Regions from separate parts of the Homo sapiens genome. Here region 2 is linked to region 1. Evidence: read pairs that join two places in POLR2A ChIA-PET (ENCODE). Cell type or tissue: OCI-LY7. All regions are shown on one strand. Links, peaks and the distances in the headings refer to the core of each region. The heading gives the core; the rest is flanking DNA. Region 1 has its middle 51 kb from the start of BALR6. Region 2 overlaps BALR6 (B-cell acute lymphoblastic leukemia associated long RNA 6).

What was found. Peaks named below come from ENCODE experiments on the same cell type or tissue, not always from the same donor. Only the 100,000 strongest peaks of a DNase experiment are listed, where the experiment ranks them.
Region 2: POLR2A ChIA-PET joins it to region 1 with 5 read pairs; 2 of 35 experiments call an interaction of 5 or more read pairs at or near these places.

The regions. Positions count from the first base shown.
Region 1 is chr3:17,908,531-17,913,919 of GRCh38, reverse strand. No RefSeq gene overlaps it. Among named protein-coding and RNA genes, the nearest start is that of BALR6, 51 kb to the left of the region's middle. In OCI-LY7, for the core only: no CTCF peak of the experiment used is centred there; a DNase peak (open chromatin) is centred at 2,789; H3K4me3 peaks cover 560 bases.
Region 2 is chr3:18,068,293-18,073,681 of GRCh38, reverse strand. All of the region lies in intron 4 of BALR6 (B-cell acute lymphoblastic leukemia associated long RNA 6), which reads right to left. Among named protein-coding and RNA genes, the nearest start is that of BALR6, 110 kb to the right of the region's middle. In OCI-LY7, for the core only: no CTCF peak of the experiment used is centred there; no DNase peak of the experiment used is centred there.

The DNA of each region.
Region 1 (5,389 bases), core at 223-5,222:
TTGACTCTCTAATGCCTGCCCCATTCCTCCTCACTACCCCACCTGCCTCCACCCTTACATCCCTATGTGCCAAAGTGGAGATGCAGCTTCAGGCTGCATGATTTGGAAGACAGAAAAAAAGTTCCCTGGGAGGTTGTCTTGCTCACTGTCAATTCAGATTCACAATTTACAGGGACTTTGATCAGGGAAGAAGCCATTTCCATTGTGCTCATGACAACAGAAACACAAGGAATGGAAATGGTTTGTCTTTGTAAAATTAAGAGATTTAGATTCCTTTTTAATGTGATACACCATGTAACTCCCTCTTCTGGGTCCTCAAGAGACACTCGCTAAACCTCAGGATTACTTTTTAAGGTTCTTTGAAGTCTGGTTTGTTTCTCATTCATGCATCTCAGCACTGAGACAGGCCTTAAGGGAGGAGCAAAGGGGCCCAGATTCTTATAATACATCTGAATATGTTCTCATAATAAATATAGAATTGACATGTGCACCTTATTCAAGATTTAACCCACAAAGAGGCCTGTTCCACCTCTGTCATGTTTCATCACGCATTTGCCTCCTAGCTGGATATTTTGCAGTCTTTGCAGAAAGTTTAACTGTTTAAACCTTCTTCCCGAGCTGAGGCAGCTCCCTGGCATACTATCACATTTGTTTACTTGAAATGGAAAGTTGGGATTTGCAAGCCTATTTTGATTTGATTTTTTATAAGTAAAAAATTAAACTTAGATGAACATAACCCAGTATATTTTATTCTTTCCTGCTCCTCACATCCAACCTGTGGTCCCGTTTCTCCAAGGAAAGATTCTTTTATTGTCCCCATTGTCCCACCCATACTACTCCCTTCTTCACTGTTTATAAAAACACTGCTGGGAAATTAAAACAAGAAATGCTTTTTTCCTAAAAAACTAAAGTATATCTGAGCTTAGGCAAACGATGCTGTTTTAAATGATATTGGAAACTCAGAACCTAGTAGAATGTTTTGCAGGCACTGTGTGAATGGTTAATTATGATGATGGAAAAGACAGAGAAACCCACCTACTCATCAGAAAAAAAAGCAAAGAAGGAAAGCCTTCTGTTTACAGACTGCAGACACAGCTCAGGGACTAATGCTCGCTCTGAATATGGATTTCAGGAAACTTCAAATCACCCTTCATCTGCAGGATTTAAGCCCCCAAGTCCAGGACATCTATTTTTCACATTTGATTTGGGTTGGGACCTGGGGCTGAAATCAGATATCATTACCCCTTCTCCCCACTACACTCCCCTGCGCCTCTGTAACTCTGTTATTTCTCCTATTAATATCTCATCAACATCGGGCAGGTGCTTCCTGTAGGGAGGTTCTTCATTAACAAGTTGTCAGTGGGACAAAGAGTCAGATTCCCACTGCTGAAAGAAATTGGCATGAGACCCGGCAGGAGGAGGCAGAAGAGCAGACTGCGAAATGATTACACTTTCTGTCGGGTCTGTCTTCCTATCAGACTTTAATTTGGACTCACCTATCTGACTTCCGAAAACTTTCCTGTAACTTCCTCCTTAAGCAAACATTTGCTCTCAAATTAAATCTATTTTTATGCTCAATGTAATATCTGAATCAGCAGTTTTTAAATACTCAATATATCTTTAAATGCCAACAGACAACAAGTATAGCAGGTGTTTAATTGTGGTTTAAAGATCCACATTGTTCACATTTTACAATCACAATTAAAATTAAGCAATAACACCAAAGGAGTTCCGGTATACAGCAATAATACTTACCCGTATAGTGAAATTGATAAGGATCCAGATATAATGATGCCCATTGTAGTAACCCTGTGGTGACTGATTGCTATTCTGCTGTTAGCAAACAACCAAGAAATACTTTATTTTTTCAGAATTATCAATTTGTTTCTAGGGTATGTGAACAATGGAAACCTTAAGGGAGAATGCAATAGTTAGTGAGGTATTAAAACAGTTATATAACTAATAAAAACACTAAATCAACTTAGATATGCAGCAGTGTGTCATTTCCATTTTAATAAAAAAGTACATTATTCTCTTCCCGAAATTACAAAATTTTATATTTTTTAACTCCGTGCCAACATATTTGGAAAGTAAAAAAGTCATAAATCTATGGTTTCTGGAATTGTCATTTATGTGATTCTCTAGTCCTTAAAAAAGATACAATAAAAACAGGCATTTTCATAAAACAATCGATTTGAAAAATTATTTGCATTCGTTGCTTGCCATTTTTTTCTTTGGGAGGGTGGAAGAGGGAGCACAGGGACTTATAACTAAAACAATTTGATTTTCATAGCATCCCTGTATGCTGAGCATTAAGATCGCTAGATGTGCCTGCTCAGAAACGAGGTGAGCTGGGACACTTTATTGACACATCCTTTGCTTGCAGGCTGCATAGTAACAAAAGCTCAGGCAGAGGGTCAGACTCCTGTTCAGTAAAATCCAGGCTTGAGCTAGATGGAAGACAGTCGGGAAACCAAGCCAGGGCTACAGCAGGCTCTCTTATTTGTAGGCCTGAGCTGCCTTAGAACTTGTGGTTCCAAATCTGAGCAGAGCTGGCTATATCTATCTTAAATCAAGAAATTTAGGTACACACATTTTTCTTGTCTGAAAACATAGAGACAGGCTTATCAACAGGGGCCACAGGATGGTTTCCAAGCACCCTTGACAATTCTCATGAGTTTATCACCTGGGTTGCTAGTGAACATCTTCCCACAGGCAAGAGCTAAAAGTAACTCTTGAAAGAGCTAGATGTAGGACTTTAGAATTACCAGATCATTTGAGAAGACCTGAAGAAAGAGGAAGAAGCAAGAGGAAGAAGGCCAGAACTAGAAAGAACTTGTGAATTCATCCATGGCACCGAGTCTCATTTTTCCACCAAAGTACCCCTGGAACAGTGGTTTCTGCCCTGCCTACATGTTAGTATCCCAAGGGGAGCTTTTAAAAAGATGACTGATGATAGATAGATAGATAGATAGATAGATAGATAGATAGATAGATAGATAGATAGATAGGAGATGGTCCAGTCAAAGCCAGTTGAAAACAAAGCTCTGGAGACAGGGTCAGGTCCCTTGTGGGTGATTCTGACACATGAATGCTTAGCACCAAGGAACTTGGAGATGGGATCTTATTATCTAAAAATGTGTGCACATTTTGTAATTTGATTCAATAAAGCATTTAGTTTTGTTAATGATATGGGTTTCCTTTTCTTCTAAGTATTCAAGTCAAATCAATGAACCAGGAAGATGTGCCATAATCATCCTGTGATTGATTCTACTCCTGAGAGTGTTATGAATGCCAGAGAAGCAAGGCTCTAACTCAGCATAAATGAAGAAACTGAGGCTCAGAGAGGTAAAGTCCCTTGGGACTTCTGAGTATTCTGTACCATCTGCTCCTTTGTAGCATACATAAAGGGCAACTTAGTGATGAAAGACTCTGGATTCCTTTCAAGAGAACATAAGGAAATATGAAATGGCTGGAAAGTCTGATAAGAGAACACCATAACAATGGCAGTTACAATTTACTAAGCCCCTGCTAAATATCAGAAATTTGCATATTCATGCATTCATTCTGCAAATTTTATTTGCTATTAGTACAGGAAAGGCACTGATCTAGCCACCTGGGATGCAACAGATATCAACGTGAGACATGATTCCTGATTTCTTGGAACTTCAGGCAACAGGGGGAAAATGGCATTAATCAAAAATCATAGTAAGAGGGAAATAATCAGGCCCTGTGGTAAATGCTCTGAAGAGAATATGATTCCACAAAAGCAACAAAGAAAGCTGATCGATACAGTAGACTCAGGAAAGGAAGGGACACGTGAGCTGAGAGCACGAAGAATGAATAGGAGTTCACCAAGTTGTGGAGATGACAGAGTGAAGAAAGAGCATCCCTCACAGAGAGAACAGTATGTGCCACTGCTCATAAATGCTCAGCGTGGACAAAAAAAAAAGAAAAAAAAAAAGCATTAGAAGTTGTCTAGTTGCACCTCCATGTGGATCACATGTCCCTCTGCCTCACACCAACAGGCATCATGCTCAGGGGCTTGGACTGCAGAGTCTACCAGTGCTGAATGGAGGAGGCCAAGGGAAGCTTATTCAGACAACAATTAATCTGGGCTCTGAGTGACCAAATGTAAAGGAGCAGCAAAACAGGGAGGAAGAGACAAACTATAGAACAAATAAAGCAGCCAGTGCAACCCTAGAATCTACATAGAATTTTCCGTTTCTTTTAAACAACTTTTTATTATATCATGAGGTTTTTAGCTGCACCTAACAGAAAACTCAACTTAAAATGCTTTAAGCAATGAGGATATTGTATTATTTCACACAGCACAAGTTCCAAGGAAGAATGGTTCCTAAGGTGTTTCATTCAGAGGTTCAAAGAAACCATAAGAACATTTTTTTTCCTCTCTGCTATTCTTAACTTGTTAGCTTTGTCCTCAATGAGTTTCCACCATGGTCACAAGGCAGTAGCCACAATTAAGGGTTCTACCTGCAGACAAAATAACAACCAGCCAGAAGAGAAGGGGTTATTTCTTGCTTGTGTCTCTTTTTCTCAGAGAGGAAGTATTTTCCCAAATGCCTCTGCACCAGCAGACTTCTCCTCAGATCCCAGTAGCCAGAACTGGGTCACATGCCCACCCAACCATAATAACAGTCTAGGGCAATGAGAAGACCTCACATGGCTTAGACTATACAGGATTCACTCACAAGCTTCGGATAGGGTCACCTGAAAGGCAATTATCTGAACAAAATTGAAATTCTGTCAGCAAGAAGGTAGGGAGATGTTATTTGAGTAACCAGTAGTGTTGCTTCTCTCCTGCTTTACTTGCTCAGAAAAGGCCCCGCCTTCTGGGCAGCAGGAATTGAGTGGCATCAGGCTCATCAATGGTGTTCCTGATTAGTTCTGTGTAGTGTAAATAAAGCAATAAACAATGGGTAGGAAGAGGACAGTTTGACTTTGCATACCGAATCTCTTCATGCTGGGAGGAAGAGAGCAGATTCAAATCCTAGGCAGGCCTCAGAGGCAACTGTGAAGAAATTATCAGACTTTCAGTTGCATCCCTTGCACTCCAGTGCCTCGGTTAACCTGCCCACACATGAGGGTCAGCAACAGCCTTAAACCCAAGGACAGACTTTAGATTATTCTAAAGTCCATTATCAATCAGTGGGATGAGAATTATCATGCAACCATTTGGCACATCTTTTCCTCTGTTGCCATCTCAAGGGACCAGGGTGAGCTATAAACATTAATTAGGAAAAACCCATGACACTCTTGAGACGATAGCAGGGTTGGAATCACATCCGCCCATCTCAATTAGCTCAGAGGACAAACAGGCCACCTAGCATCTTTCCTGGGGCTTGGTAACAAATGACATTGAGGCTCA
Region 2 (5,389 bases), core at 294-5,293, 160 kb before region 1:
TGATCAGTGAAATCAACAATGTTCCAGTTTCTTTCTCTTTTTCTTTATTAACTTCTTTGGTGTTACTTTTACCCAAGGCTGCCCCCACTAAGCAGATTCCATGCTTCCGCATTAATATTTCACATGATGGGTATGTCTCTCCAGATATTTCTACAGAAGACCCAGGATCCCCCAGAAAATTTCTCCAAGATCTAACTAGTTCAAATTGGGTCACATGATCATACCTGAACTAGTCACTGTTGCCTGGAGAATGGGATTTGCCACTTGACTTAAGTCAATCAGGGAACAACCTGGAGATGAGGATGAGATCTATTTCCCTCAAAGCACAGCGAATATCCAGGGGGTAGAAATGAAAATCTGGGTGCACTTATTAACAGAAAGGGAGAGAGAATCTGGGTGGCCTAAAACAGTGAATACACACTACCCTTCTACATAAGGATTTGTAAAGATTACATAAAGTAATCTGTATAAAACATTAATGGCTGGCACACACTCAATAAAAGTTTACTATTGTTATTACTACCCTACCCTCAGCATCCATTAATGGACTCAATGTCTGGTAATGTTATTAAGGCCTGAATATTACCCAGAATCTATGGGCATCTACTTCTTATCTGTGGAAATGAAGGAAGGGATGTCATGCTTAAATTCCATTGAAGCATGCTTTTCTTAAACACATACGGTTAACAGTAAATTGTTCAGAATGACAAGGTATGAAAATTCCAGGAAAAACCTATTGCTTGGCCTTACCTTCTCATAAAGCCACCTCTCACCACCAGAAAGGACGCTTTTATACTACCTCTAGACATACAATTATAGAGTTCCATCTGTCAAGATTGCATTCTGCAGCTACCATGAAAATGAGACCTGCATAATACTTATGTTGACTTTAACATCCTGTTCTTATAGACAAAGAAGGTGAAGAACTGATCCAATGTAGTCAAAATCCTAACTTCTGAAGTGCACTGTCGGCTGGTTGTGGTGGCTTATGCCTGTAATCCCAGCACTTTGGGAGGCCAAGGCAGGTGAGGCAGATTGCTTGAGCTCAGGAATTCAAGACCAGCCTGGGCAACAGGACAAAACCCTGTCTCTACAAAAAATACAAAAATTAGCCAAGTGTGGTGTTGTGCACCTATAGTCCCCACTACTTGGGTGGCTGAGGTGGGAGGATGGCTTGAGCCTAGGAGGCAGAGGTTGCAGTGAATGCAGTGAGCTGAGACTGTGGCACTGCACTCCAGCCTGACCCTGTCGAGAAAAAAAGAGAATGTCTTTGTTATCCATTCCTTTTCATTGTGTTTTTACACCATAATGAAGAGGATGGAGTATGAGTTGATGAAGGCAGGAAATGAGGGGGAAATTTAGACAAGTCATGACTACTGATGACCAAATATTCTGCTTAGCTGGCCCATTGAAACCCAAACAAATCTAAAACTACACTGAATTAGAAAAAAACAGAAATTCCTACCTGGATCCTCAGGGTATCTCTATGCACATTCTCTGCTCCAGCCAATTTGGACCTATTTTTTCTAGAAGAGAATTAAGTGGGTGGCAAGGTGTGAATTATATTCTTCTGCAATTAAGTTAACCACAACAAGGGCCCTAGCCTACATACACCTTGGTCATTTATTCTGGTTGAAAAGAGAGTGACTAAAAAGAAACAATTCTTGTGTCTGTTGCTGGCACCCCCAAGGGCTTGCTGTGTGGTTTTCACAAAAATTCTTTCATCTCTGTTTGCCTTTGTCCTGTCAGCCACAAAATGAGACAGCCTTCTCACACAAGAAATTATTTCCAAACAGAACATTCTAAATCAGTACTTCTCAACTGGTTGTACAATAGGAAAATCCAAGAGGGCTTTTAAAATTTTAGAGGCTGGGGCCTCATCCCAGAACTACTAAATCAACATATCTAAGGGAGAAACACACACACACATACATATAGAATATTTTCACCTCTAAGTCCATTTCAGATAAACATATTCATGGTTATAAATCACTATAAATATAATATAAAGGGCCCATGTGTTATAAAAATGTACATTCCATAAAAGAGAAATTCTATACATTTCTTATTTAACTCCTCTTAAAAATGAGCTAATCTGCTTTTAAATTCTTTTACTTTACTGCCTTCCTAAAATGGCTAAAAACACATTGAGAGCACAAATGGAGAATTCTAGAATTAAATTCATGTAAAAAGTTAAAAGCAATCACAGGAAGGATGTACCTTATTTACATGTTGCCAATAAGGTTATATACCTATCATAGAGGTGATATCACTTTACAAATGAAGACAAAGAAAACAGTAAGTAGGCTGTGTTTTCTCTTATTGGACTATATAAAATTCAGAAGAGCAGGCTTTTTTAGGAAAATCATATTCTTTTCATCAGAAAGAGAAAGCTGCTAAGACCAAAGAAAGAAAAAGAAAAGCAAGGGCATTAATTCTGACCTCCTAATTTAATCCAGATCTATAGTCATCTGGAGGGCAAAATATTTTTTAAATTAGTTACAAGGTGTGAAATGAGATAATTTCATTTCACAAAGCTTTACCTAGAACACAGTGAAAGGGGAACCCCAAAACGGGGGGAGGTGGAAATCTTTACCAACATTACTTAATGATGTGCTATACTTTAGAGACAGAAAAGGCATAAATAAGTAAATGATTGTTTCTTGAATCAATGTACTAGTTATTGTGTACATGAAAATTCTATCTTTTGGCCTGGTCTAAATTATCCACCCAGGTTTTTGCAAGCAAATTAGAAACAGATAAGCCATAAAAAATCAAATGACTATAGGCAAATATATTTTGATATGTACTCTTACAATGAAAAATTAGAACACTTTCCCAAAAGATTTCTTTATATTTAAGACCCCAGTTAGCCTCTCATATTCCAATCAGAAGAAAAGTCCTAGAGAAGAATAGTGACAACGTTATCTTCACCCGTTTACTTTATCAGTTTAAAGAAAAGCAGCAAAGGTGTATTCAACATATTGCAAATATTTATCACCATGCACTGGTGTGACTATTCATTCTTCTCCTTGGTCAACTAATCACTGTCTTTTATCATCCAGCCTGTGACTTAAATCTATCCAGCAGGAATTAAGCAAAGGTGGAGGAGCAGGCACAAAATAGAAAAGACAACTGAGGAAGAGTATATAAAATGTGACATTCCTGGAATAAAGAAGAGGATGGTCATAGAGCATCGTCTAGGTCATGTAAAACACTAGGTCAGCATTTCCCTAAATATGTTTCCTAGAATACTTGTCCCATGAGAGGTTCCACTAATAATAGGCTCTGTAGCCAAATGAGTTTGAGAAATATTGCATACTGTATCTCCCTGACCTCTCTTGCAGGTTTGCAATACACATTAGCACAAAAAGACTCGGGGAAGTCCTTCAGAAGACTGATTTACTTAGATTAAACCAAGTTACTCACAAATTTATTAAACTGTGGAACATTTTATGTGTATCCTGGCACCTATAAATAGTTCATGGAGTTGATATTCTGTAGAACACCTAGAAACTGCTTGAGGCAGCAACATAAGACTAGTGGTTGAAGGTAACCCAGAAAAAAATTAATGCTTCAGAGATTAGCCAAGAGGAGGGATTCTCATTGTTTTTCATTTCTGTGACAGACTAGGACATGTACATGGAAGGAAAGGGGCAATGCCATGTTCTCAAATGAGACTCCATGCATGAGATGAGTGCACCATTGAAAATTCAGCAATTCTCAAAATGAATTAAACTATAAGAAGAAGACAGCGATGATAAGGACACCACACTATCAACTACTTTAATAGACAAAATAGTCTTTCTGGTAGACAACCATGTCTAACAGAAATGTTAGAGTACTAATGTATGTTTGCATCTGGGATGTACCAGGCTTTGGGTGGTTCACTCTACATAGCTAATCTTAATCTCTGATTCATCATGACAATTCTAGTGAGTAAACATTATTATTCATATTCAAACATGGGGAAACAAAGCTTCAAACAGAGTAAGTGAACTTTCACTACCTTTTGATGTATTTGGGGAAGATGGAAGAATGTGGATAGGAAGAGATAGTAAGAATACTAGAAGAAAAGGAAGGAAAGGCCCCACCTTTGTGTAAGGAGGGATGAAAACAGTCATCATCTACTTAGGAAGGGAGCAAGGCTACAGAGGTTGTGGAGAAGTCATCCTGAGGCCCACCTCCGTGAGGGCTTTTGTAATGCACTAGTATAGCATCACTGGGTCTAAGTAATCCACACACAGAAGATGCTTATGCTACATGATGAGTTAATCTCAAATGTTTTCCTGCAGGGTCACTCTCAAATCTTCTGTTTTATTAGTGAGTCAAAAGAATAGTAAACAAAAAAAAATTCAAGACTTCCCAAAATTCACAACAAATCAAGAACAAACCCAGGATTCAATGGCTGATGAGATACTGGGCATGAAATCAGTTGGATTAGGTGGTGAGTCTCAGATTTGAGGAGTAAAGAACACACCTATGACAGACAAAGTAATCAAGAGAGTAAGTAGAGGGAGAGAAAAGCAATAAAAGAAAAGATGGCACAAGTAAGCAAGATGATATTTGTCTATACTCAATCTCCTTGAAATAGTATGCCTAAGGACAGTCATTATTGAATGAACCCTGTCTCCATTTATTCTTAGTAAGGAACATATCTTATGCTACCTCTCTTACTCGTATTATCAATAGATTTTGGTGTTTTAGCAAGTTACAGTTTCAGCTGTTGGAAAATTCAGAGATCTTTTGGTTACATAGGAGAGAAAATCCTGCTAAAAATGGCACAAGCTAACAAAATAAAATGTAATTACTTCACTGAAAAGTTCAAGAAAGAATGGCGGTTGGCCTAGTTAACCCCAGGAGCTCATGGCTCAAATTATATTGTCAGCTTTCTCTCTCTCTCTTTCTACTTGTGTTTCTTCCTCTCTCGGTCTTTCTTCTGTGTTGGCGTCATTCTCAAGCAAGACTTCTGACAGGAGGCCTCAGAAAGCCCCAGCTCCCATTACTCCTACAGCTATGAAATGAAGTGAAAAAAAAAAAAAAAAAGAAGGTTCTCTCTCTTAAAAATGCTAACCAAATTCCTGGCATGGAGTCCCATTACACCAGCTTGAGGAACCTGCTCATCCCTGCACCAAGCACAATGTCCAGGGAATGGGATATGCTGATTGGTCACGTGCTCCCCTGGAGCTGAGACGTTGGTCAGCACTTCCCAGAGCCATAGACTAAAGGTAGAGGACAGATTTTCTCCAAAGAAAAGGAGGGGAATGGGTGCCAAGGGCACAAAAATAACAGATGTCCATTACAGAAGACCAATGTAGTCATTTTTACATTTCATAAGGCTCAAATTTAAGCCACTTGGGCCTCAGTATCAGTTATCTAAATATATATA